3 separate regions of the Homo sapiens genome follow, and all the other regions are linked to region 1. A link is a loop called in an ENCODE intact Hi-C map of the cell type or tissue named here. Cell type or tissue: HepG2. All regions are shown on one strand. Region 1 has its middle 140 kb from the start of RUNX2-AS1. Region 2 has its middle 200 kb from the start of MIR4642. Region 3 has its middle 160 kb from the start of MIR4642.

Evidence for each region. Peaks named below come from ENCODE experiments on the same cell type or tissue, not always from the same donor. Only the 100,000 strongest peaks of a DNase experiment are listed, where the experiment ranks them.
Region 2: it touches region 1 in a loop (23-fold over the local background); 10 of 110 quality-filtered maps call a loop at or near these places.
Region 3: a loop joins it to region 1, with 20 times the contacts of the local background. A loop is called at or near these places in 11 of 110 quality-filtered maps.

What each region holds. Positions count from the first base shown.
Region 1 is chr6:45,710,488-45,718,487 of GRCh38, forward strand. No RefSeq gene overlaps it. Among named protein-coding and RNA genes, the nearest start is that of RUNX2-AS1, 140 kb to the left of the region's middle. RefSeq lists a silencer at 4,245-4,539. In HepG2, a CTCF peak has its summit at 4,426; a DNase peak (open chromatin) is centred at 4,424; H3K27me3 peaks cover 453 bases.
Region 2 is chr6:44,626,816-44,634,815 of GRCh38, forward strand. No RefSeq gene overlaps it. Among named protein-coding and RNA genes, the nearest start is that of MIR4642, 200 kb to the left of the region's middle. RefSeq lists enhancers at 109-616, 617-1,124, 2,978-3,598, 4,221-4,840. In HepG2, a CTCF peak has its summit at 3,793 (motif pointing right); a DNase peak (open chromatin) is centred at 3,796; H3K27me3 peaks cover 2,933 bases.
Region 3 is chr6:44,589,225-44,597,224 of GRCh38, forward strand. No RefSeq gene overlaps it. Among named protein-coding and RNA genes, the nearest start is that of MIR4642, 160 kb to the left of the region's middle. In HepG2, a CTCF peak has its summit at 4,430 (motif pointing right); a DNase peak (open chromatin) is centred at 4,437.

The sequences.
Region 1 (8,000 bases):
GTTGTCAGAAACATGATCACATAGTGAATTTGCCAGGCAAATTGTGAAATATGAGTCATGGTTCTATTTGTTCTGCAATTGTGAAAATTGCAAACTTTTTATCAAGATAAAAACTGAAACTTTGAGTGTCACCTCATGGGGGGAGCCCTGACACTCTCACGTCAGACTGTTCTCCTCACCCACCCCCACGGCTCTGGTCACGCTATGCCTCTGCCAGGGACCAACCTGCTGTTTAGTGTTCAGCACCCAGAGAGTGGCTTGCCCGGAGGCCCTTTCAAATACTGGTCACAAGCACTGCTGTTAGCCTGACCTCCAGCTTGCCTGTCAAGTAGAGGCTTGGTTGTCCTGGAGGCACTGCCTCTCTCAGCCCCCTCCCCTCCTACTGTCCAGACTCGAGTCCAGCACTCCCTCTACCCGTGTGCTCTCCATATCCCTGCCCTGTAGCCAGGGACTCCCAGTCACCACTTACCTAAGTTTCATTCTCTAAAGACCCTGGTAATTGGAAATAGATTCCTACTAATGCACTAATTTGTTACTCCTCAAGAAGTAAATGTGATCTTAAAGTGATCTTAGGTAGATAAAGTCTTAATCCACTGGTTTCCTGAAGTCCTCATCTTCCTTGGATGTACCTGAGGGTCACTATAGAAAGCTTGGAACCCTCCGCCCTCTATCAGAGCTCCAGCCAGAGCTGTTCTGATTTTATACGCCTCCTTAAAAACACTCTATACTGGGGTCACACAGTGTGATCTATGAAAGGGTGGGCTCTGGAGCCAGACCAGGCAGGATGGAAACCCAGCTCTAGCACCTACAGCTGTGTGATGTTGGGCATATCATTTAACTTCTCTGTGCCTTAATTTTGCCATCTGTAAAGTATGAACAGTAACAGCACACTGTATCTACCTTGTAGAATTGTTGGACTAAATGAGTTAAAACATCTGGCATACAGTAAATACTACTTAAGAATGCGCTAGTATCGTCTACATAGGGGCCCTCAGAGATTTTGTTTGAAAGAGGGTTTCCACTGCTTTACAAAAAGGTAAAACAAACAAAGCTCCAAACTCCCACTCCCTTCACTCAAAATATGAATAACTTACTGGAATGCCACCACCAAGGGTAAGTTTCTTGGCGCCCCTCGGATCTTACCTAAATGTGGGGCTGAGCCGGCTTCAGGTCTGCCCATGAACTGGATCAATCAACTCAAACCAGCATTGTTGTAGCTGCTGACTTAGGGAACGGAGTTAAGTGCAATATCTGAGGCACTTTATTCATTTTATTGTTCTCTAGGTTTTTAAAAGTTGTTATTATTAAGCTAATAATGTTAGGCTCTATACCTCATGAGTGCCCAGCAAGAGGCCATTGGCTCACGGTGTCAGAGGAACCATGTGAAGAAATATTTCCCAATTTTTGAAGTGAGAGGTCAGATATTAGTATCAAAGATCAGATGTTAGTATCAAATAACACTGTGGCATCTGCTTGATTAGAAATGAATGAATAAACTAGCCCACTTTTCAATTATTGGTGACAACTTTTTTATTTTTATTTTTATTTTTAGAGACAGAGTCTCATTGTGTCACCTAGGCTGGAGTGCAGTGGTGCGATCTCGGCTCACTGCAACCTCTGCCTACCGGGTTCTAGCAGTTTTCCTGCCTCGGCTTCCTAAGTAGCTGGGACTACGGGCACATGCTGCCACACCCGGCTAATTTTTTGTATTTTGATAGAGACGGGGTTTTGCCGTGTTGCCCAGGCTGGTCTCAACTCCTGAGCTCAGACAATCCACCCACCTCAGCCTCACGAAATCCCAGGATTACAGGCGTGAGCCACTGCACCCAGCCTGGTGACAACTTATTATTGGACAACATCTTGACCACTTGGGGCAGGTGTCATAGTTAATTTCTAACCAATCTTGAGGTCCTCAAACGTGGAAATGATGCTCTTCCTTTCTTTTTAAGACTTTTTTTTTATTTTCATGGACTCAAGGAAGGTACTTATTACATGACAATGTAATTCTCATTAGCAGGGGCAGCAGCGACGCTGAGTTGCGCAGCAAACACCGACTTGAGCGTGGCTGAGGATCAAGGAGGAGAACTGAAGCATGCACCAGTTGCCACCACCAGGGCAGTGTCCCACCGAACACAGGGCTATCAGCACCATGCCCCACTTGTACCCCAAGCTCCACTATGATGCTGTAAATATTCCATTGCTTGAAATGAAGGGTCATCATGGTGAGGATGAAGACAGACGCAGTCTCTTTGTGTCTGAATTTGAGTAATGGGTAGGGGGTGGGTGCTTCCACAGGGTTTTATTGCCCTTGGATCTCAGAAATATTTATTTTCAGTTGATTAATACTCTGCCATTTATACTGACCACATGGCTTCAGTTTTAGAACTCCAAAAACACAAGGGCTGTTGGGTAGAACAGGAAACAAATTTTAGGAAGTATGTATCACAGTCCCCCATGACATTTTCTTGTGGGTTAGTCTTAAGTCATACAGGCATCAGAATTATAATCCTGAGGAAATTTCTTGTAGAAAGAGAGGATTTTCTTGTATGTCTGTACCTCTACACTCAGAAGAATGTTGTGGTATTATTTTATTAGCAATGTAATGATAGCAGTTAACATCTGGCGAGTGCTGACTATATGCCAGGCATGGTGCTGAGTGCTTGCTTTTTTTTCTGAGATGGAGTCTCGTTCTGTCACCCAGGCTGGAGTGCAGTGGCGCGATCTCGGCTCACTGCAACCTCCGCCTCCCAGGTTCAAGTGATTCTTCCACCTCAGCCTCCCGAGTAGCTGGGATCACAGGCACCCGCCATCATGCCCGGCTAATTTTTGTATTTTTAGTAAAGACGGGGTTTCATAATGTTAGCCAGGCTGGTCTTGAACTCCTGACCTCAGGTAATCTGCCCACCTTGGCCACCCAAAGTGCTGGGATTATAGGGGTGAGCCACCTCACCTGGTCCCTGAGTGCTTTTACATAGATTATCTTATTTATTCCTTGCAATAAGTCTGTAAAAGTAGGTGCCATTACATTTTAGAGATGAGAAAACGGAGGTTCAGTGGTTCTAGGTGACTTGTCTGAGGTTATCTGAGTAGAAGGTGACAGGGTTGGGATTTGAACCAATGTCTGGCCCCAAAGCCTGGATGCGTCCCTTTATACACACAGGCTCTTCTAATGAAAATGGGGCATTTATTTCTGTATATACTGTGGCTACGTTCTCCAAACAGTTCGGAGCTTTAGAAAATATTTTGAGAATTCTCACTCAGATAGACTTTCCGGCAAATACAACTTATTTTGCTTGAGAATTTCCCTGTTTCTTGCACCTTTGTCTATTCAGCTTGGAGAACCAACCTTGGGGAACAAAATCTCCCTCCACCTATCACAGACATTTTCTTTGAGACAGCAGCTGAGCCACCATCCACAGCTTCACCTATCAAGACAGGTGTCTCTGTTTTCCATGAAAGGTGTGACTGCCGGAGATCTCTGTCTTCAGCATTCTCCACCCTTCCCTCCCAGTGCTGCAGAAAGCCTGGCATAGGGTCAGGCTGGTGAGGCTGGATCCAGGCCTACCTTCTTGAACTTTAAGCCGTAAGTGGGACATTTACAAGGGAAAGATCCCTTCTGTGGAATCTCACTGTGAAGTTTCAAGGGCTGCTGCCCCACGCCCACTATGGGCGCTCATAGCCAGGGCTTCTCTGCGTGTCTTACTCTCATCTCTACATCTTTCACTCTCACCGTTATCTCTGAAGAACCAAAGGGAGAAATCACAGGAGTTGGAAATTCCGATGAACCTTTTGCTCTTAGTTGTTGTGCTGAGGCTGGGTGAGTCTCATTTTTAGAAGAAGATGGTGAGAGATTAGTGACCGTGGCTGCTAATCAGCCTTCATCTGAGGAGGAGGACTGCAGAGCCCCATTTTGTCAAAATGAGAGGGAAAATAAGGCAATGAGGCATGTGAAAGGGAAATGTGTTTTTATTTCCTTAAAACCATGCTTTACTGAAAGAGGCACACTGCTTGGGTCTCAGGCGCCCGAGGTGGACTCTGAAAGCTGGCTCTGAGAAGGGAGCGGGAGGGCAGAGAAGGGGAAAACCCATCTGGGACTTTAGCGAATTTTGAGCTATTCAAAAGTTGTTGATCTTGCCAGATTCCAACTTCTGACAGCTGCTAAATATGGCACCTGAGAAAATAGCTTTGATTTTGTAATTTGGAAATGGGAAGGGAAAATTCATTAGGGTTAAATGCACAGAAAGAACACCAGCGGCTTTCCTGTGTCCATCCAGAGGCTTTTAGAGACTTATTGAGTCCTGGTACACAGAGAGTAGATGTGAGGTCCCGCAAGGACGAAAAAGACATTTCCTCCCCTCTGAGCTTGGGCACTAACAATGACAAGCTGAAGGCAAAGGCTGTTAGGAATTCGCCTCTATGCAACATCCCCCTCTACTGGATTCTTGCATGGAAAACAGCACCCTTACAGCCTCTGCTGCCCTAGAAGGTTTTCAGAGCTCTTTCTCTATGTTAACACACACTTTGGAGTCGCCAAGGCAATTTCCCCTCCCTTCTCTATTATTTCCTTGATTAAGATGAAACATTCTGTAAATGCACACACATCCAAGAAAGATAAGACACCAGAGAGAGAGGAATGAAATGATGATGGGGTCAGTGTGGAATTTTAGGACTCCAGAAGATTGGGTTGTTTACCTAGTGTGGGATTGAGGGCCAGAGAGGGGGGCCTTGCTGGAGGCACACAGCTGGTAAAAGGCAACACTTATGCTGGAACCCCACCTCTCCCGACTCCCCTTTAGTGCTCTTTCTCATGTGACAGAGTGACATGTATATTCAGAGTGATTGAACCTTGAACGTGGTTTCTGGTCATGGAAACCACAGGGCTTGTCTAAGGAGAAGGTGATCCTTCTGATTGTTTCTCTTGCAAGATCTCCTTCTCTGACCTGGGTGGACTTACTGCAGTTGCAACTGACCCCAGGGAATGGGGTCAGAAATGGTCTGGCCCCAGGTCATTGGTGATCCATAGACCATAAGTCCAGGCAGGGAGCCTGATACCATGAGAAGCACCTTCATGTCTTCCCCAGTCACAGGGCTGGGGCCTTCCCTATTAGAGTCAAGTGCATCTACAGCAGTCTGCCCAGTAGAAATTTCCACAATGGTGGAAATGAGCCATGTCTGCACTGTCTAATATGTAGCCACCAGCCACATGTGACTTCTGAGTCCTTGAAATGTGGCTAGGGTGACTGAGGAACTGAATTTTGAATTGTATTTAATTGTAATTAATTTAAATTTAAATAGTTACATGTGTCTAGTGGCTACTTGATGGACAGGACAGTTCTAGGAAAGACTTGTTGACATATATACATCACTTGGCCAATGAGACAGTAGTTTTCTTATTAGGTGCTGCTTGATAATTGGCAGGGCTGCGAGCAGAGGACAGAACCTGGGATGTGGCAGAACAGCTTGTACAAGCAGTGCTGGAGCAGGAGGAAAAACACCAAGGCTAAACTCTTGCTTCTGCCCCAGAGTAGCCGCATGAATTTGGGAAACACTTGGGACTCCATGTCTTCATCTGTAAAATGGGGAGGTGATTTGGTTCTCCACCTCTTTGCCTCAAAGGAGCCCTTTTATTATTTTTCCTCTATTGATTCTTTTTTAGACAAAAAAGCCTGTCTATGACACAAGCAACATTTACTGAAAGAGGAATTGTTGACATTTAAAATGACAAACTTGTAATCAGAATCTTTAACACCAGCTAACTAGAATGAACACAGTGAGTGGATATAATTCCATCCAAAAGCAAAGCACCTGAGGCATAATTAGCCTGTCTGGTCTCATGTGTAGCACACTCATATGCTTATGAATGGCTTTAAAAATACGAAGAATACCTCTAGGACTCCCGTTATGGCCTGCTAGGACATTTAGGGGGCTCAGGGACCCAGGTTAGGATCCAGATGAGATGATCTCTACCTTCCTTCTGGGTCTTAGAGTTATGAGTCCAAGGAGGATTTGATGGGAGGATGTGGTCAGGAGTGAACAAGTTAGTACAGCACTTTTGGGGGAATCTGGGCCTTGTTGAGGGGAGGACACTGAAATGTAGATGGGAAAACCATGCAGGAGAATCTCACCTGATTCACGCTTTTGCTTAGGGCACTGCTTGGGGGCTACTGGAAAATGTTAGAGCCATCTGGGCCAGAGATGGCATCCGGATCAGGCAGCCACCAGCTGCCAGCCACCATACCAGGCTGTTCTTCTTTCCCTCTGGGCACCACCTCCAACAGTGGGGGACAGGGCATGAGGCAAAGGGCCATTTGCCTCCCAGCATGCGACCCTCCGAGGCTGTGGAGGTGCCACAGAGAGGGTGGTGGGAGGAAACCCAGAGCAATGAAGCAGAACCTGAGAAAACTTCACACAGGAAGCTGCAAGGAAGCTCCTTCTCCCGCTCAGAGGGTCTGTGAGAGTGGAATGTTCTCTTTGAAGGATGTGCTTTCAGGCCGAGCTGACATCTGTGCAGCACTTCTGCATGCTCTGGCCTCAGTTACCTCATTGGATTCATACAGTAGTTTTCTAGGAGGGAGAAGATATTAGTCCACCTTACAGGCAAGTAAGCAAAGGACCTGGGAGGCCAAAGACCAGCATGAGATTATTTAGCTTGCAGATGGCAGCTCTGGTATTCACACCCAGGACGGTGGAGGCTCTGACCCTAGGCAGTATGCCCTGACCCTGTGATACGCTGCCTCTGATGACAGGACATGACCTGTGATGACCTCATCGCTGTTGCTCCTATTACCTGGTACCGTCTTGGGAAAGGACACCTCCTTTAACTCAAAACCAAGAATGATCTCTCCTTGGTTTTCACATCTTCTGTCCTTTACTTATTGTGGCTGGTTTATGTGTATAGGTTTTGATTTTTCAAAGATCTTTTTCACACAATCTAATTTTATTTTCTCAAGAACCCTTGTACGTAGGTGGAGCCAACCTCCTTGTTCCTACTTTACAGATGTATAAACTGAGGCCCAGAGAGATACATGACTTTGTCATTGACTACAGGGTTCGATTGACTAAGTAAAAGAAATTTTCTGGCTGGTACATTTTTGCCCTTTTGACCTCTACATCTGAAGTATCCACCTTATAATGTCAGTACCCTTCTGACACTTTTTGTTGTTGGTGGTGGTAAAAAAGAGGTCTTTATTCACTCCAGTTTTGATCATGAATCAGTGTGCTCCTAATCTCAGCAATGTTTGTAGTAAGGATAGAGGTCTTAAAGTCTTTAGATGGTTCAAAAATCTTGTGAGAACAGGATTTTCTCAGTGTTTGTGGGTGTCTGTATTATTCCATTCTTTGAGGGACCTCCGAGAGGTACATCCCTTCGAGGCCAGGTGCAAGCTTCGATATGCTGCATTAGTCATAGCAACTAATGAGCATGAAGGCGCTTTTGAACAGCAGAGCATGCTCTCAGTGTGGGGACTCTGGTTTCAATAACTTACTTTGTTTGGTCAGGCTGGGGCTTGGTCGAACATGGTGCACAGCGTTGCTTTGTACCTATGCACTTACTTATTTTTAAATAAACATTAATTGAGCATCTACTATTTGCCAAATGTTGTTTTCTGCACTTGTGTTGTCATTTTCCCTTTGAATAAGGCTCATGTTTAATTTGGGTTTTGTTTGGGGAGAGTACCTGGGCATCTGGAATAGGATTAAAATAATCATAGCCCTCTCTTTTCCCTTCTTAACTCTTCAGAATTTATTTCCCAGGGGACGGTGTTCAGTTGTTTGATTTTACAATTTATGATGATGGAGGATTTTTTTTTCTTGCATTAAATGCTTGCCAAGGAAGTGTGTTCTACAGAGGGTAGACATCAGGCTGGAATGAGAGTCTGTGGTGAGGACAGCTTGACAGGGGAGGGGCCTGCGACATTAATAAACGGAGATCATAGAGGAACAGGGGTGGGGAGCACAGGGCTTTTGTTGGAAAGATATTAATAGGGATAATGCTTACATTC
Region 2 (8,000 bases), 1.1 Mb before region 1:
AGGCAAGCAGGGCAGGTAGAGGAACAAAGCAGGCCTTGAGGGAGAGAAAGGCCTGAACTAGAATCCTGCTGACCTCTCTCAGCCTGAGTTTTCTCATCTTTAAATCGGGGCCAATGACCTCCTTGATGTGCAGTCCTTGTGAGGCTGCAAGGAGGCAGTGTGAGCACAGAGGCTGGTACGGGCGGGTGCTCAGGGGAGGAGAGGGCCCGTGCTCTGGCCTCCCACCAAGGCCTCCTGTGTGCTGTTGGAAATGGACTTGGCACAAGCAAGGCTTTGTTTCCTTTTAGAAAGCCACCCCAGTGCCCCACTCCCAGGCTGCCTCTCCGATCCTCCCCTCAGCACGTGGAGCTGGGGCTTGTCACTCAGCCCAGGAGGGACCTAGAGCAGGTCTTCAGTACTGGAAAGAGGAAGAACTCCCCTTGCGGGGAGGCTCCACCCAAGCAGGGCATGAAGCAGGAGGTGGTGGGCCGGGCACAGGAGACAAACCCCGCCTGCTTCCCAGTTTTGCTCCGAGAGTTAGCCTTGGCTAAGTGGAGCTCACCAGCCTCCCACACAGTGAACCCAGAAGTCTTCAGCCCTCAACATCCCCGTGTGTGTGTGTGCACGTGTGTGCGTGCGCATGCGTGCGTGTCCATATGCATGTGTGCACGTGTGTGCCCGTGTGTGCGCATGTGCATGTGTGTATGTGTGCATGTGTGTGCCCGTGTGTGTGGCGTGTGTGTGTGTGTGTGTGTGGTGTACTTCCTGCTTCCTCTAGAGCTCTTTCCTTGTTTCACTCTGACACTGTCTTTGACCGCCCTGAGCCGCTCCCCCTCCCCCTCCCCAGTGGTTCTGATGCTGCCCCTTAGCAGGTAGCTTTTTCAGATTCCTTCACTCTTTTCCTGGGTCTGCCTCTTTGCCTCTTGCCTGATTTCCCCTGGAGCCCCGGGGGATCTACGCTCCTGCAGGGCTGTGCCAGCCCTGTGAGAAGGAAGCCAGAAGTAAGAATCACCACCTAGTGCTAAGGGCAAAACATTGCGCCCAGTAGGTGCTCAGGCCAGGTCTGTGAGGGCGGATTTCAAGGATGAAAGCGGAACCGTGGACATTGAAATGTACATTGTGATGTATTTTCAACTCTTCTTTCTTCAAAGAAAAATAATTGGATGTAAAACGCTCCTCTCGCCCCTCACCCAGACTTCTCCTTTGACGCTGATTTTCCCAGCTCAGAATCAAGTATAGCATCGCTGAAGATCACCAAACTGCTACTTAGACATTTTAAAGATGCAATTTGAGTTCCAGGCAGGGAAAAGGGGTGGATAAAAGAGATTATATGATAATGACATGGCTGTGGGAAGCCTGTCAAATAAAGTGCATTTTCTCTGGTGGGCAGGCTATTTCTGGAGCTGTACGTGGGTCCCTACACTGAGGGGTGTGTTTATCCTAATGGGAAGCAGGACTGAGCTAAGCCACAGCTCCCTGTACAGTTTTTAAAGTCTTAAGATACCACAAGAGACATTTGCATTGTCCAGAGGACACATTTAGTCTGCCCTGGCCCGTTTAATGTGTGCTGACTTGGCTCTGACAGGGGCTGGAGGAAGGCAAAGGGAATTCTTACAGCAGAAGTGGGGAAAGGTGCATCCATCCAAATGTGCCCATTAGGATGCTTTTAGATACAAGAAAGAGAAAAGTCAATACTAACTGACTAAAATCGTAAGGAGTGCATTAGATCATCTCAAAGTAGCCCAGAGTTAGGGCTTCAGGTAGGGTTTGATCAGGGTGCCAATTCTGTTTTCCTGTGACCTTGTCTGCTCTGCCCCCTTCTAGTTCTTTGTCCTTAGGCTGACTTCCCTCATGGCTGCAAGATAGCTGCTGGCAGCAACTCAGGCAGTTGCTTCTTTGGTCACGTCCAGGGAGAAAGAGAGGAAAACATTTTCCTTTTGGTCTGAATGGGTCAACTGAAGCCACGAACTGGACAATTGGAGCCACTAGGCTAACATCTTCTGCCCTTGGCTTGCCCAGAGTTCTGAACCCCACCCAAGCAAGGAGGTTTGAGTGACTCTAACTGCTGGGATTGGATTCCCACGAGGCACAGGTGTCACATAGGAGGGTCAGGCCCAGGCCCAGACTGGACTCTGCTAGGAAAGTGGGGGAAGGTGGGTTGGAAATGAAAGCAGTCAAGCAACTAACAGCTTTTCCAGCCAGAAACAAGGGAGCCCTGTTGTAGCAGAGCCTCTTTTGTGGGCTGAGACACTGTCAGCCTGGCCTTTCTGCCTCTCAGAGCTGTTGGGGATCATGGAAGATGATGGAACGGTAGCAAGGCAAAATAGACATATATATGTATGTATAAAATATATGCCTATAAATATCTCGTGCCTCAGTTTTCTCCTCTGTAAAATGGACATAGCAATCCTGCCTTATCCTTCACAAGGAGAAATTTCATGTACTATTTTCAGTGCTCCTAGAGACCAGCTAGGCTAGCCAGATTGGGCTTGTTTTCCCCCAGAGAGGAATGATGACAACTCCAGCCCCTTGGTACCCTCTCCCTCTCCTCCCATCTCACCCTGTTCTAGGTTGGTCTTGGCAACATTTCCTCTGGAAAATAAGAAAAACAAATTTTCCCGGGGTTATCAATCACTGCCCCGCTTGACACATTGGGGCTGGGCTTCCTAGATCTGAAAGGGAGCACATATCGAAGCCCACCTGAGCTTGTGTGCCAGGTCTCTCCAGGAGCCCTGGGGCAGCTGGTCAGGGACAGTCAGAGGGGTGAAGCCTGCCTGGCTGGAGCCTGAGACAGGAAGGGAGAGGATGGGGTTGGAGCCTGTCCTCCAGGCCAGGGGCAGACCAGAGGGGTGGGTGAGCAGGGGTATTCTAGAAGGAACAGGGTCTGCTGGGGTGCTGGGGAGACACGGTGGGTTTCTGTACTCTGCTGTCACAGACAATGCAAGTTTCACCTGGAGCTGAAACCTCGGCCTTGAGGCTGCCGATTTCAGTCCGGAGGGAGCCCTTGGGAAGCGGAACTGATCATTTCCCAAGGCCTGGCCTCACTTTTCACGAAGATAAGGCAGCACTTCAGCTTCCTCTGAGGCCGGCAGCCCAGGAGCTCCTCTGTCCCCCTCCCTCCTTCTACAGGTCTTGTCTGCAGCCTGTCTCTTCTAGTATGGAAAAAGACAGAGAAACATGCAAGCCCAGAAACACACATGCAGCACATGCATCTCTTTCTCTCTCCCTCCCTCCCTCCCTCTCTCTCTCTCTCCCTCCCTCCCTCCCTCCCTCTCTCTCTCTCTCTCTCTTTCTCTCCCCTCTTCCAGGCCTTCTGTGCCTGGGCCCTCTGGCCACATGTGGAAAGGCTGTATTCTGTCTTAATGTAATGGAGGCAAGGCACAAAAAGCCATTTTCCTCTGCGGGCCCTCTTGCTCACTAAGATGGAGGAACTGGGAAATGCCCTGAGGAAGGGCCATGGGGTTCCTCCCCACTCAGGCCCGTTCAGAGCACATTCCATGCCCAGTGCCCTGCGGGGAGAAGCTGCTCCTGGTCCCCTACAGTGCCTTAAACAAAATAGTGACTACATACATAGCATGTAAGAGCTGGAAGGGATCATAGGGGGTTGGATGGTGAGGCCAGGACAAACCTGAAGTTTGACAGAGGGACAGGGGCCCAGAGAAGACTCTGCTGCAGCTACACAGGGCCCAGCCTCCCAGGAGACATGTCTAGCAGCCTAGGGAAGGGCTGTGTTCCCCAGAGCCCTCAGGAGCCCGCTGAGAAAAGCCTGAAGTTGCCAGAGCTCAGAAGCTCACCCCTGCTGACCACAAGATGGCAACAGAGCTTTGTATGAGCCCCAAGCTCGGGCGGGGGCCGGGGCGGGTCCAGCTTGCTGGGAGGAACGGACCCACATCCTTACCTCCATGGTCTGAGTATTCTTCTGATGCCTTCAGATCAGGATGAGAGTTAATTTAATGTGGGTCTGGGTGTGTCTCTTTTCCTGTTTTATTGCCTTGAGCTCAGTTCCAACTGTACCTGATGAGCGGTTCTGATCTTTCCTCTGTCCCTTTTACCTATTCTATAAGCTCCATAGGAGGGTGGGGGTGGTAGGAAGATGCCATTCAACTCACAGCACTCTTGAGAAGCTAGGTGGAGGTAAGCCTAAGATATTAAAAACCTGTTAGACAGTATAGATGAATGTGCATAATTTGGTGCTATGTGTGGTGCTGAATTTATATTTTTCATTTTAGAAGAAGAGCTAAAAGTGGCATTTCAACCTGGAAACAATATTGCCTGGAGCACAAAACCCTCTCTCCGGCAGCCTTGCAGGCTCCCTTCACCCCACCCTGTCTGGTGCTCTTTCCCGTCCAGCCATGCCTGGCCCCTGGGTGGGGCTGGCAGCTCTGGGAGAAGGTTGGGAAGGGGAGTGGAGAGTTGGGGGTTCATACCATCCACTGGCCAGGATCCCACTCAAATTGCTCACTCCATGCCAGCGGACTCCTGTGACGTGGCCAGTCGGGTATCCATTCAGGAACTAATTCCCATCAAGCTGTTCAAATAATGGTCATGGCTCCAACTCAGCCTTGGAAGGCTGTGGTGCCAGGGAAGGGAAGAACAAAGCAGAGAAGCCACCGTGCCTCTCAAACCTGCCCTGGTTAAGGATTGATGGAGAGAATGCGGGAGGAGAATGAATGCATTGGCTGCGCGAATGAATGGTGTGAATTAATGAGTGGTATAAATGAAGAAAAGGACGCCGTAGTGAGGAGAGGCAAGCTCTTCATCATATGCCTCTGGCTGGCCTGTGTGTGTTGCCAGCATTTTCGTGCCTCACAGATGGCCATGTGGCTTTGCAGAAAGTGTTCATAGACACCCAAGAAGTCAGCCATTGGATGATAGGACGCTGTGTGAGGAAGGCTTAACATGTTCTCTGCTTTGCTGCTGTCTCTGCCCTATGGAGGTCCTGTTGAAAAGTTGACTCACTCATGTAAAAATGAACATTTCGACCATGTCTGCCTGTCAGAGGCATTGGTTAGAGACCCTCTGCATGCTGCCCAAAAGACAACTTTGGAGGCAGCTCCGTGCATGGTCAAGGGCAAACATTATACATATTTTTATTAAGTATAGAAACTGTGTGTGTGTATATATATATATATGTCTCACATGCATAAATGTACAGTTGATCCTCATTATTTGATAATTCTGTACTTGCAAATTTGGCTACTCACAAAAATGTATTTGTAACCCCCAAATCAGCACATGTGGTGCTTTTGCAGTCATTCTCGGACATGGGCAGAGTAGCGAAACATTTGAGTCACCTAACCGGTGGGTGCATTTCCAGCTGGGGACAAACAAGGTGAAGCTCTGCTTTCTGTTCCAGCTCTCAAACTGTAAATAAGAGTTCTTTCTGTGGTCTATTTAGTGCCACATTTTTCACATTTTTGTGCTTTTCGTTGGTGACTTCACTGTTTAAAATGGCCCCTAAACATAGCACTGATGAGCTGTCTGTGTTCCTGCGCCAGAGAAGGCTGTGATGTGTCTTACAGAAAGTAAGACGTCTTTAAACAGAAACACACTGAAACAAGGTTATGTATTGATCCGTTGACAAAACGTTGTGACCAGAGACTCACAGGGGCCTACCTTGTATTTCCCCTGGAAGCAATGGTTCAGTATTTGCTATTCCAGTGCTTGTGCTGATTTTATAGAATATTGCTACCACAAATAACAAGAACATAAATATATATATTCAGTATCCGAATGAAACAAATATAGGCATAAATAATAAAACATCTCCTATCTACCACTCTCCAGCTCTGCTCCTCTTTCGTAGGGAAACATTGTTAACAGTTTAGGGTGCAGCCTCTGACATCTCTTCTATTAATTTACATACATAAAAATTAATATATATTACATAACATGCATAATTTTTATGGGAGTATTCTATGAAAGGAATTATATATATATAAACTATATATATATATAGTTCACCTTTTATCACTTAGATTAGGGGTTGGCAAACTTTTTCTTTTTCTTTCTGTATTTTTTTGGCTTATAAACAACAGAAAGGTATCTCTCCCAGCTCTGGAGGCTGGAAGGCTGAGGTCAGGTACCAGCACGGTCAGGTTCTGGTGAAGGTCTTCTTACTGGTTGCAGATGGCCAACTTCTTGTCGTATCTTCTCACCAAGACTGGAGAGCAGAGAGACTGGCAAACTCTTTCTGTGAAGGGCTGGAAAGTGAATATTGCTGGCTTTGTGAACCCCATGGTCTCTGTCACATGCGTTGAACTCTGCTGTTGCAGTGCAAAAGCAGCCGTAGACTATATGGGAATGAATGGACATGGCTGTGTTCCGATAAAACTTTATCTGTGGGCATTGAAATGTAGATTTCATGTAATTTTCATGGGTCATGAAATATTGTTCTTCTTTTCATTTTATTTCAACCATTTGAAAATGGGGAAGCCATTCTTAGCTTATAGGCTATTTAAAAACAGGTGGCAGGCTGGATTCAGCTTATGGGGCTTAGTTTGATAACCCCTGATTTACATGGTATCTTGGAAATCTCTCCCCGTTATGACATGTAGATCTACCTCATTGTTTTAATGGCTGCCCAGTATTCCATTGCATGCATTTAGCTCAATTTATATAACCTTTTCCTTATCAATGGACAAGTAGGTTATTCCAAACATTTCACTTAACAGAGTATCTTTGTGCGCATACCTTTATGGATATGTGTATTTCTATGGAGTAGAATTCTAGAATTGGAATTGCTGGGTGAAAGGGTTAAAAGGTACGTACACTTTGAAAGTTGATACATTCTGTGAAGACAGAATGAATACATTCTGGAGTAGGCCAGAAATTTTTTTTTTCTAGATTTATTATCCATCCATAGAGCTGGGCTTCTTGTGAGAAGTAAGTGGTCCATACTCTCTTGCTCTGTCCCAGAACGGAGTACTGCACCTAAGACCTGTCTAAATAAACTCATGTCACAGGGGTGCCGTGGCTCATGCCTGTAATCCCAGCACTTTGGGAGGCTGAGGCGGGTGGATCACTTGAGGTCAGGAGTTCGAGACAAGCCTGGCCAAGATGGTGAAACTCTGTCTCTACTAAAAAAATACCAAAAAACTTAGCTGGGTGTGGTGGTGCTCTCCTGTAGTCCCAGCTATTTGGGAGGCTGAGGCAGGAGAATCCCTTGAACCTAGGAGATGGAGGTTGCAGTGAGTCAAGGTCACGCCACTGCACTCCAGTGTGGGTGACAGAACGAGACTCCATTCTCAAAAATAAAATAAACTCATGTTTATTTTATTAATATTGCTCCATGGCTGCCCTTATTATAGGGTTGGTCAGGAGAGAGAGGCTAATAGCATCCAATCCTGCAGAGATATTGAGTAAGAGTGTCCTGGAAATGGGCCTTACTTTGTTGAAGTAGGAACCAGAGGAGCTCTTGGGGAGCATAGCCTTAGGAAAGAGCTCCAGTGTCCTGTTTTCAGGGTTGGGCAGCTTAGAGGAGCCTGTTTATGGGGTCACACCAAACAGACTGGCCTCCCGTGGGCTGGATGTTTGCCTCAGGGAAGCACAAGGAGCAAAGTCAAAGACTAATAATTCATGCCCAGCTGCTGGACCAAGGGTAAGCTGAGGCCACAAACGGGAAGACAGCCGGGTGAGTGAGGCAGAGGCAGATGGGGACTAAAGTGGGGGGTTGTGATGAGCAATTCAGGGATTCAGGACGGAGGCCGTCAACCCAGGCGAGCAGCATAAGCCATGCCCAGCAGGGCTGCAGCTGAACTCAAGCCAGGTGGCAGGGAATCATGAGTGGGCCAACAGGAAATATCGATAGTGTGGACAGGGCTTCCTTATGAGAAATTCACCTGTGTTAGGACAAAAATATGGCAAGAACTACGTAGGACAGCAGGGCGAGAGAAGATTTCTTTTAACTTCTGTACAGGCTGAAGGAAGCAAACCAGCAGAGAAGGGGAACATGAACGGTCAGGAGCAAGGAGAAGGGGTATTTGGCACCTAGTAGATAATCAACAACACTGGATCATTCA
Region 3 (8,000 bases), 1.1 Mb before region 1:
GGAGGCGGAGAGGCGCTCTGATTTTTAGAATTTTCAGCTTTTCTGCTCTGTTTTTTCCCCATCTTTGTGGTTTTATCTACTTTTGGTCTTTGATGATGGTGACGTACAGATGGGGTTTTGGTGTGGATGTCCTTTCTGTTTGTTAGTTTTCCTTCTAACAGTCAGGACCCTCAGCTGCAGGTCTATTAGAGTTTGCTGGAGGTCCACTCCAGACCCTGTTTGCCTGGGTATCAGCAGTGGAGGCTGCAGAACAGCAAATATTGCTGAACAGCAAATGTTGTTGCCTGATCGTTCCTCTGGAGGTTTCGTCTCAGAGGGGTTCCTGGCTGAGTGAGGTGTCAGTCTGTGCCTACTGGGGGATGCCTCCCAGTTAGGCTACTCAGGGATCAGGGACCCACTTGAGGAGGCATTCTGACCGTTCTCAGTTCTCAAACTCCATGCTGGGAGAACCACTACTCTCTTCATAGCTGTCAGACAGGGACATTTAAGTCTGCAGAGGTTTCTGCTGCCTTTTATTCAGCTATGCCCTGCCCCCAGAGGTGGAGTCTACAAAGGCAGGCAGGCCTTCTTGAGCTGTGGTGGGCTCCACCCAGTTTGAGCTTCCTGGCAGCTTTGTTTTACCTACTCAAGTCTCAGCAATGGTGGGCGCCCCACCCCCAGCCTCGCTGCCCCCTTGCAGTTCGATCTCAGACTGTTGTGCTAGCAATGAGCGAGGCTCCGTAGGCATGGGACCCTCCAAGCCAGTCATGGGATATAATCTTCTGGTGTGCTGTTTGCTAAGACTGCTGGAAAAGCACAGTATTAGGGTGGGAGTGACCCGATTTTCCAGGTGCCATCTGTCACAGCTTCCCTTGGCTAGGAAAGGGAATTCCCTGACCACTTGCACTTCCCAGGTGAGGCGATGCCTCGCCCTGCTTTGGCTCACGCTCAGTGGGCTGCACCCACTGTCCTGCACCCACTGTCCCACAAGCCCCAGTGAGATGAACCGAGTACCTCAGGTGGAAATGCAGAAATCACCTGTCTTCTGCGTCGTTCACGCTGGGGGCTATAGACTGGAGCTGTTCCTATTTGGCCATCTTGGAACCACCCAGTCAATCTGACTTTAATCAAAAAGTGCTGAAAGAAAAAAAATACAATTTTTCTGGGATGTAAAACAAAATTTTTTAAAGGGGAAATTGAGTGGTTTATTTAAAACTCTGACCACCTTGGAACTATTTGAAACTCTGTGTCCCTTTTAAATTTTGTTGCTTCTGAGTTAATAGGTAAGATTATAGCAAGGAAGAATAGGGTAATAGGAAATAAGGGAGAGGATTTGAAACATAAGAAGTGTCAGTTTCAGAACTTCAAGAATGCTGAATTCCATGTCAAGTCCCAGCATCCTGCCCCTTAAGCCTTTGGTGAGGCCACTGCATTCACAAGGATCATCTCTGTTGCAAACTGTTGGAAATCAAAGCCATGTGCAAGGCTCATTGCTCTACCCCATGACCTGCCTTCAGCTGTGTGTGCCATTTCCTGCTCCTTGTGGGGTCTGAGGACCCTGGAATCTCTAAGCCTTTCCAAGTAGCAATTTCATCCTTGGACACTCTTACGGCAGCAAAGACAGAGCAAGTGATATCATTAAAATGGATGCAATGGGTGTCTCTTGTCTTTTTTTATTATTTTATTTTATTATTTTATTTATTATTTATTTTTGAGATGGAATCTTGTTCTGTTGCCCAGGCTGGAGTGCAGTGGTGCAATCTCAGTTCACTGCAACCTCTGCCTTCTGAGTTCATGTGATTCTCATGCCTCAGCCTCCTGAGCAGCTGGTATTACAGGTGTGCACCACCATGCCCGGCTAATTTTTATATTTTTAGTAGAGATAGGGTTTCACCGTGTTGGCTAGGCTGGTCTCAAACTCCCAACCTCAAGTGATCCGCCTGCCTCTGCCTCCCAAAGTGCTGGGATTACAGGTGTGAGCCACCTTGTCTGGCCTTTTTTGTCTTTTTAAAATAAGGCATTGTTACAGACATGAGATCATTTCTTATTCTCAACCACCAATGACCTGTGTGCTGAATAGGAGAGACTGAATTCCCATTTCATAGGTGAGAAAACTGAGAGTTGCTCAAAGTCACATAGCTCATAGGTGACTGAGATGGAATGACAGTTCAGGTTTCCATCTCTACTCTTCTCCCAGGCCTGCATGGGCAAGGGGCAGGGGCAGTTATGATATCATCACCCATGAAAAACAATCCCAAGATCATGGGCCTCCTAGCAGGAAAACAAAACAAAACAAAACCTGCAAGAGAAACCAGCTACAACTATAAATCCAATTTCATTAGTAAGAAAACTGAGGCCCAAGCACTTACTCATGAAAATACCCACAGGGGATCATCTCCAAACCTGGGTTTTGTGACTTTTGTTCTACACTCACAGTGGATTTAGTGTTCTAGATTCTGATACTTTTAACTACCTAACTCAAAGAGCTCCTGAGAAAACATAATGTGATTGTGCTGGGTTCGATACCCGTCACATAGAACGTGCTCAGTAAATATTAGTTGAATATTTATCTTTCTAGGACTTAGTTTTCTAGTCTGTTAAAGACGGTCAATAATCCCTGCCTGCCTTCTCCATAATGTTGTTAAATGCTTCAGATGAGATTGTGCATATAAGATAACTTTGAGAAATAATGTTAAGATGCTTTGCAGTTATGTGAACTTTCTCAGTTAAAACTGTGTGGAAGTTGCAGGCATTCCTCTATAAGTGGGATTCTAGGCACATATCAGCTTTTCTCACACCCCTTTCACAGCAGAAGAAATGATTAGCCTTATTTTGGAGACAGAGCTATTGAGGAGTGATTTGCTGGTATCAACATAGAATAGAAGACTGACCTTGTACTAGAAAGATGTAAGTGCCCAAAGAGAGGCAGGAGAAGGCAGGAGAGTTTGTATTCTCTCTTCTGTAGGGTTCATAGAGGGACAGAATCTGTGCTGGGCCTTAAAACGTGGGTAACATTGGAGCACATGGAAATATTAGGGGCAATATCAGGCTCCAGAAACCCTGTGGATGCAGCAGGGAGACAGGAAGGCATTAGAGGATGCAGAGGAGATAGCAAGTCCCCTCATTCAGCTGGAGCATGGGGAAAATAAAGGGATGGGGAAAATAAAATTCATCAGACCCCACCCAGACCAACAGTCCAGCCTCTAGACCAAAAAATGGACTGGAGGGTTCTGGACATGTGACAGGAAGGAAGATCCTGCCCAACCCCTGGGGAGTGAGGGAGGGAGCCCAATCTAAGGATTTGCTCTGAAAACAATGTAATTTCAAAGCTTTAGGAGGTGTCTTTATATTGCTAAGGGTGAGACCTGGGAAGATGTCCCTTCAGTTTAGCAAAACAGTTGATGGGTTTTTCTTTTCCCCGTCATTATTACTTTTAATGAAAAGTTAGGTTCAGATAACAATTAGGTCCAATAACAGTTAGGGCCAATAATAAAGGTTACTAACATTTATTGAACATTTACTATGTGCCAAGCACTGTTGGAGTAATTGTGTTAGTTTCCTGGGGCTACCACAGCAAATTACCACACACTGGGTGGCTTAAAACATTTATTCTTCACATTTCTGGAGGGTGGGAGCCCAACTCAAGTGTGGGCAGGCCATTGTCCGACCCGAAGGCCATTCTTCCACCGGAGCTCTAAGGGAAAAGTGGAAGGTTTTTCTCAGCTTGGCTCCAGGTGTTCCTTATCTCATGGCTGCATCACTCCAATCTCTATCTCTCTCTCTCTCTCTCTCTTTTTTTTTTTTGAGACAAAGACTCACTCCGTCACCCAGGCTGGAGTGCAGTGTCTCGATCCCAGCTCGCTGCAACCTTCACCTCCCGAGTTCAAGTGATTCTCCTGCCTCAGCCTCCCAAGTAACAGTACAACAGGTGCACATCACCATGCCTGGCTAATTTTTGTATTTTTAGTAGAGATGGGGTTTTGGCACGTTAGCCAAGCTGGTCTCAAACTCCTGGCCTCAAGTGACCCTCCTGCCTCAGCCTCCCAAAGTGCTGGGATACAGGCGTGAGCCACTGTGCCCAGCCTTCTGCCTCTGTCTTCACATGGCTTTCTCTGTATGTCTCTCATAAAGACACTTGTCACTGGATTTAGGGACCACTCAGACAGTCCAAGATGATCTCATTTCAATATCCTTAACTTCATCTGCAAAGACCCATTTTCCAAATAAGTTCATGTTCACAGGTCCTAGAGATTAGTATGTGGGCATATCTTTTGGGGGGGACCACTGTCCAGCCTATTATGGTGGCTTACGTGCATTATATCATTTAATCCTCAAAGGGTGGTTGCCCTGTGGGGTAGGTAATATCATTACCTTGATTTTATAGATAAGGAAACTGAGACTCAAAAGAGGTTAAGTAACCTGTTCAAAGTCATATGGCCAGCAGGTGGCAGAGTTGAGATATAAAGCCCTCCAGTCTGGCTCAGGGGTCTGTGTACTGGTAACCGTCATGCTAGTCTGCCTCTTTGTGATGTGTGAGAGAGCTATCATTCTAGGTAATTAAAAAACAAACAAAACCCTCCCCCAAACCCAGGAATTTGGAATCTTCCCTTGGCATGTAAGAGGATAGGGGGTAAGAAATCTTAGAAAGGACAGAAGATGTGGTCGTGGAGATGTAGCTCTGACAGGAAGAACAGATGCAGCCAGGCCTAAGGGGAAGGACAGCCCACAGGAAACTCCTCTGCATCCCAGCTACTCGGGAGACCAAGCTGGAAGGATTGCTTGAGGCCAAGAGTTCAAGACTAGCCTGGGCAACATATCGAAACCCTGTCTCTACAAAAAATAAAAAATCAGCCAGGTGTGGTGGTGCGCGCCTGTAGTCCCAGCGACTCAAGAGGCTGAGGCAGGAAGATCGCTTGAGACTGGGAGTTCAAGACTGCAAAGGGCTATGATCATGCCACTGCACTGCAGCCTGGGTGATAGAGCAAGACCCCATCTTTAAATAAATAAATTAAATAAATAAATAAATAAAGACTCCTTTGAGTGTTGTGTGACCGAGTGTGAGTGTGAGTGTGTGTGTGTATTGGCATTCAGCCCCTCTGGAGCAGCGAGGGCTCATACTGGATGTGGTGTTGGTTCCTGTTGCATCCTGGGCTGGTATCTTTTCACGTTCATCTGCCACCCATGGCAGGCAGGGATTCGAGGTAGGCTGAGGAAGGGAGGAGGAGCTGGGGGAGTCACATGAGGGGTCCCAAAAGAAGACCACAGCCCCGGGAGGGTAGCCCTGGGAGGGAAGCCCTGAGGATGGACACCTCCCAGGAGTCTCTGGAACTTAGGAACAAAGCAACATTTTCCACATTCCTCTAGGATGAGCCTGGAGCCATTTCATTCATTCGGCTGTTAGAGGAAAAGGGTCTGCAGAGGGCCGCAGGGCTCAGGTGGTCTGGGCCACAGGAGGTCAGAGAGGTCACCTGAGATGTGGAGGGAGGGCAGTCCTCCCACACTCACTGACAGAAACCACCCCGTCCACAGGAGAGGAAGCAGCCCCTAGCAGCTGCCGTCCTGGGGCCAGCCAGCAGCTGCAGCCCTAGGAGGAGGGAAAGCTGCCTTCCCCACCCATCTCTTTCCTCCAAGGCTATTCTGGGAAGGAGGGGCTGTGAGGACTGAAGCTGGGAGGGGGTGGGGGACAGAATTTGCCTGGACTTTCTCTGCTGTATCTGTTTGACATGTTGGTTTCTTGTTTCTCACCTACACTCTTGGCCTCCAAATGGGAAAGTGCCCTTGGCAGACAGAGGGACAGCCTAAGGAAGGACCTGCCCTGTCCCCAATTTGTCCTGGCTCCCCTGGCTGGGTTCTGACTAAAGCCTGCACCTAATGGGAGTCACTTGGAGTTTTGTGGGGAAGGGATAATGAAACAAGGTGTCTTACAGCCCCGCAGGACCTCACAGTCCTACACAAATGCCAAGCGACTATGGCCACTGCGTCAAGGGAGTTGAAGGTCAAAGAGACCCAGCCAATCTCTCTGACTCTGGTCCCTACACCATTGTCCTGCTGACCTGGTTCTTGGTGAAACCTGGTCACTCAAGTCTACTCCCGGCTGTGCCTTACCCCAGTTAAAACAAATCAAGGGCTGGAGAGGAGGGGACAGCAGGTGACAAGCTGACATCCTGAAGGCTAGCAAATGGGGCAGGTGGGGTGAGGAGATCTCTTTGGACTTCATTTCATTTTTCATGTCTGCTGCCCAGGCCTCAGGAGAGAAAAATTAGACATTTTTATGGGTGGCAAAGTATGCAGCCTGATGGGGGTGATACGATGAGGGTGGTGGCAGAAACTTGGGGCAGAGATAGAGCTCTCCAAATATTCCAGGTGCCATTGGACTCCCCAGCCTCCTGTGGAGTTAAGGTCAGTCATGGGGTTAGTTCTGGCCAAGGGACCACGAGCAGAATGATGTGTGTTTCTTCTGGGTTGAGGCAGGTAAAAGCCAGTGTGCCTTTTCCATTCCCCTCTTCCCCTGCTGCAGGAACCCTGGAGACCATGTGGTCCAGACAGCTGGACTGCAAGATGGAGAAAGGCTGCCCAACCTGCACTGGAATTTTCCTGAGGGAGGAATCCACCTTTATTGTGCCAAGCCACTAAGATTTTGATGTTTGTGGCTGCTAGGACTAATTACTTAGATTAATGCAACCGCTTATGTCAATGCAGCTCCTGGAGTTATCCAATATCACTTGCTTTTCCTAACAACCCTGGGAGATCATTTTCATTTTTCCCATTTTACAGGTGAGCAAATTGCAACAGTGACTTACCCCAGGTCACGTAACTGGATAGAGAATAAGCAGATGGGACGGTGGGAGGTTAAGTGCAAGTAGAGAGGTGGCAATAGGGTGAAATGAAGAGGGCCCCCCACTTGGTGTAGAGAGCCAGGCAGAAGGTCAGATCGAGGTGGGGAGAGAAGGAAAGAAAGAAGGGAGTGCTTTAAGGAGAATCTTGACTCCTTCCTCCCTCCATATCCTTAGCCTCAAAGCAGACTTGGGACCCTTTGGAGTTGAGGGGGTGCCCTTGTGTGAGGCACACAACACCAGGAAGGTAGAACCACGCAAATGTCTTTGGGGATTCATGTACCTGGTTCTAGGTGTGCTCTGGATAGGCAGGCAAGTGGTAATAAAACCACTGAGATTGCATAAAACATGGTTGAAGGGAAATGGCCAAAGAAATGCTGTGCCCCAAAGCTGCCCTCATTCAACCAGGCTGGCATTGCTCAACCTGGTTTTGAGCTCCTCTTTGAAATGTGAACATTTACCAGCCACATCCTTTATGGTTAAGCCACTTAAATGCTGGTTCTGTTTTTCTCTTTCTGTATTGTTTTTTATTTATTTTTGAATAGATTATATATATATATATATATATAGATATATATAGTTAAAACATTAAAAAATATCTAAAGGTATATACAGTAAGAAGATGCTCTCCCACCCATGCCCTCTGTCTGTCCACTTCCCATTTCACCTCATAGGCACCCACTGTGTCTAGTTCATTATTTCCATTCAGATTTTATTTTGTACATTTGTAAGATAATTGAGATGTACATTATTTTTATCCTTGTTTTTCTCATGAATACTGACACTCTATACTGCATCTTGCTTTTTCCCCTTAATACAACTTGGAAGTATTTTATACAAGGATAAAGAACATCAAGATCATTCTCTCTCTTTTGAGTAGATGTATGGCATTGTAAGGATGTACCACAATTTATTTAACCAGTTTTTCACTGACAGACATTTGGCTTGTTTCCAACATTTTGCTATTATAAATAACAATGCAATGAACATCCTCTACATATGTCACTTTGCATATTTTCAAATATACTTGAAAGATAAATTCCTAAAAGTGGAATTGCTAGGTCGAAGAGTATATGCATTTTACATTTTGATGATACAAAAGTGCCCTCTATCAGGGTTTGTTGTGGCAATTTTTTCCCCCTACCAGCAGTGTATGAGGGTACAATTTTCTTTTTCTTTTTCTTTTTT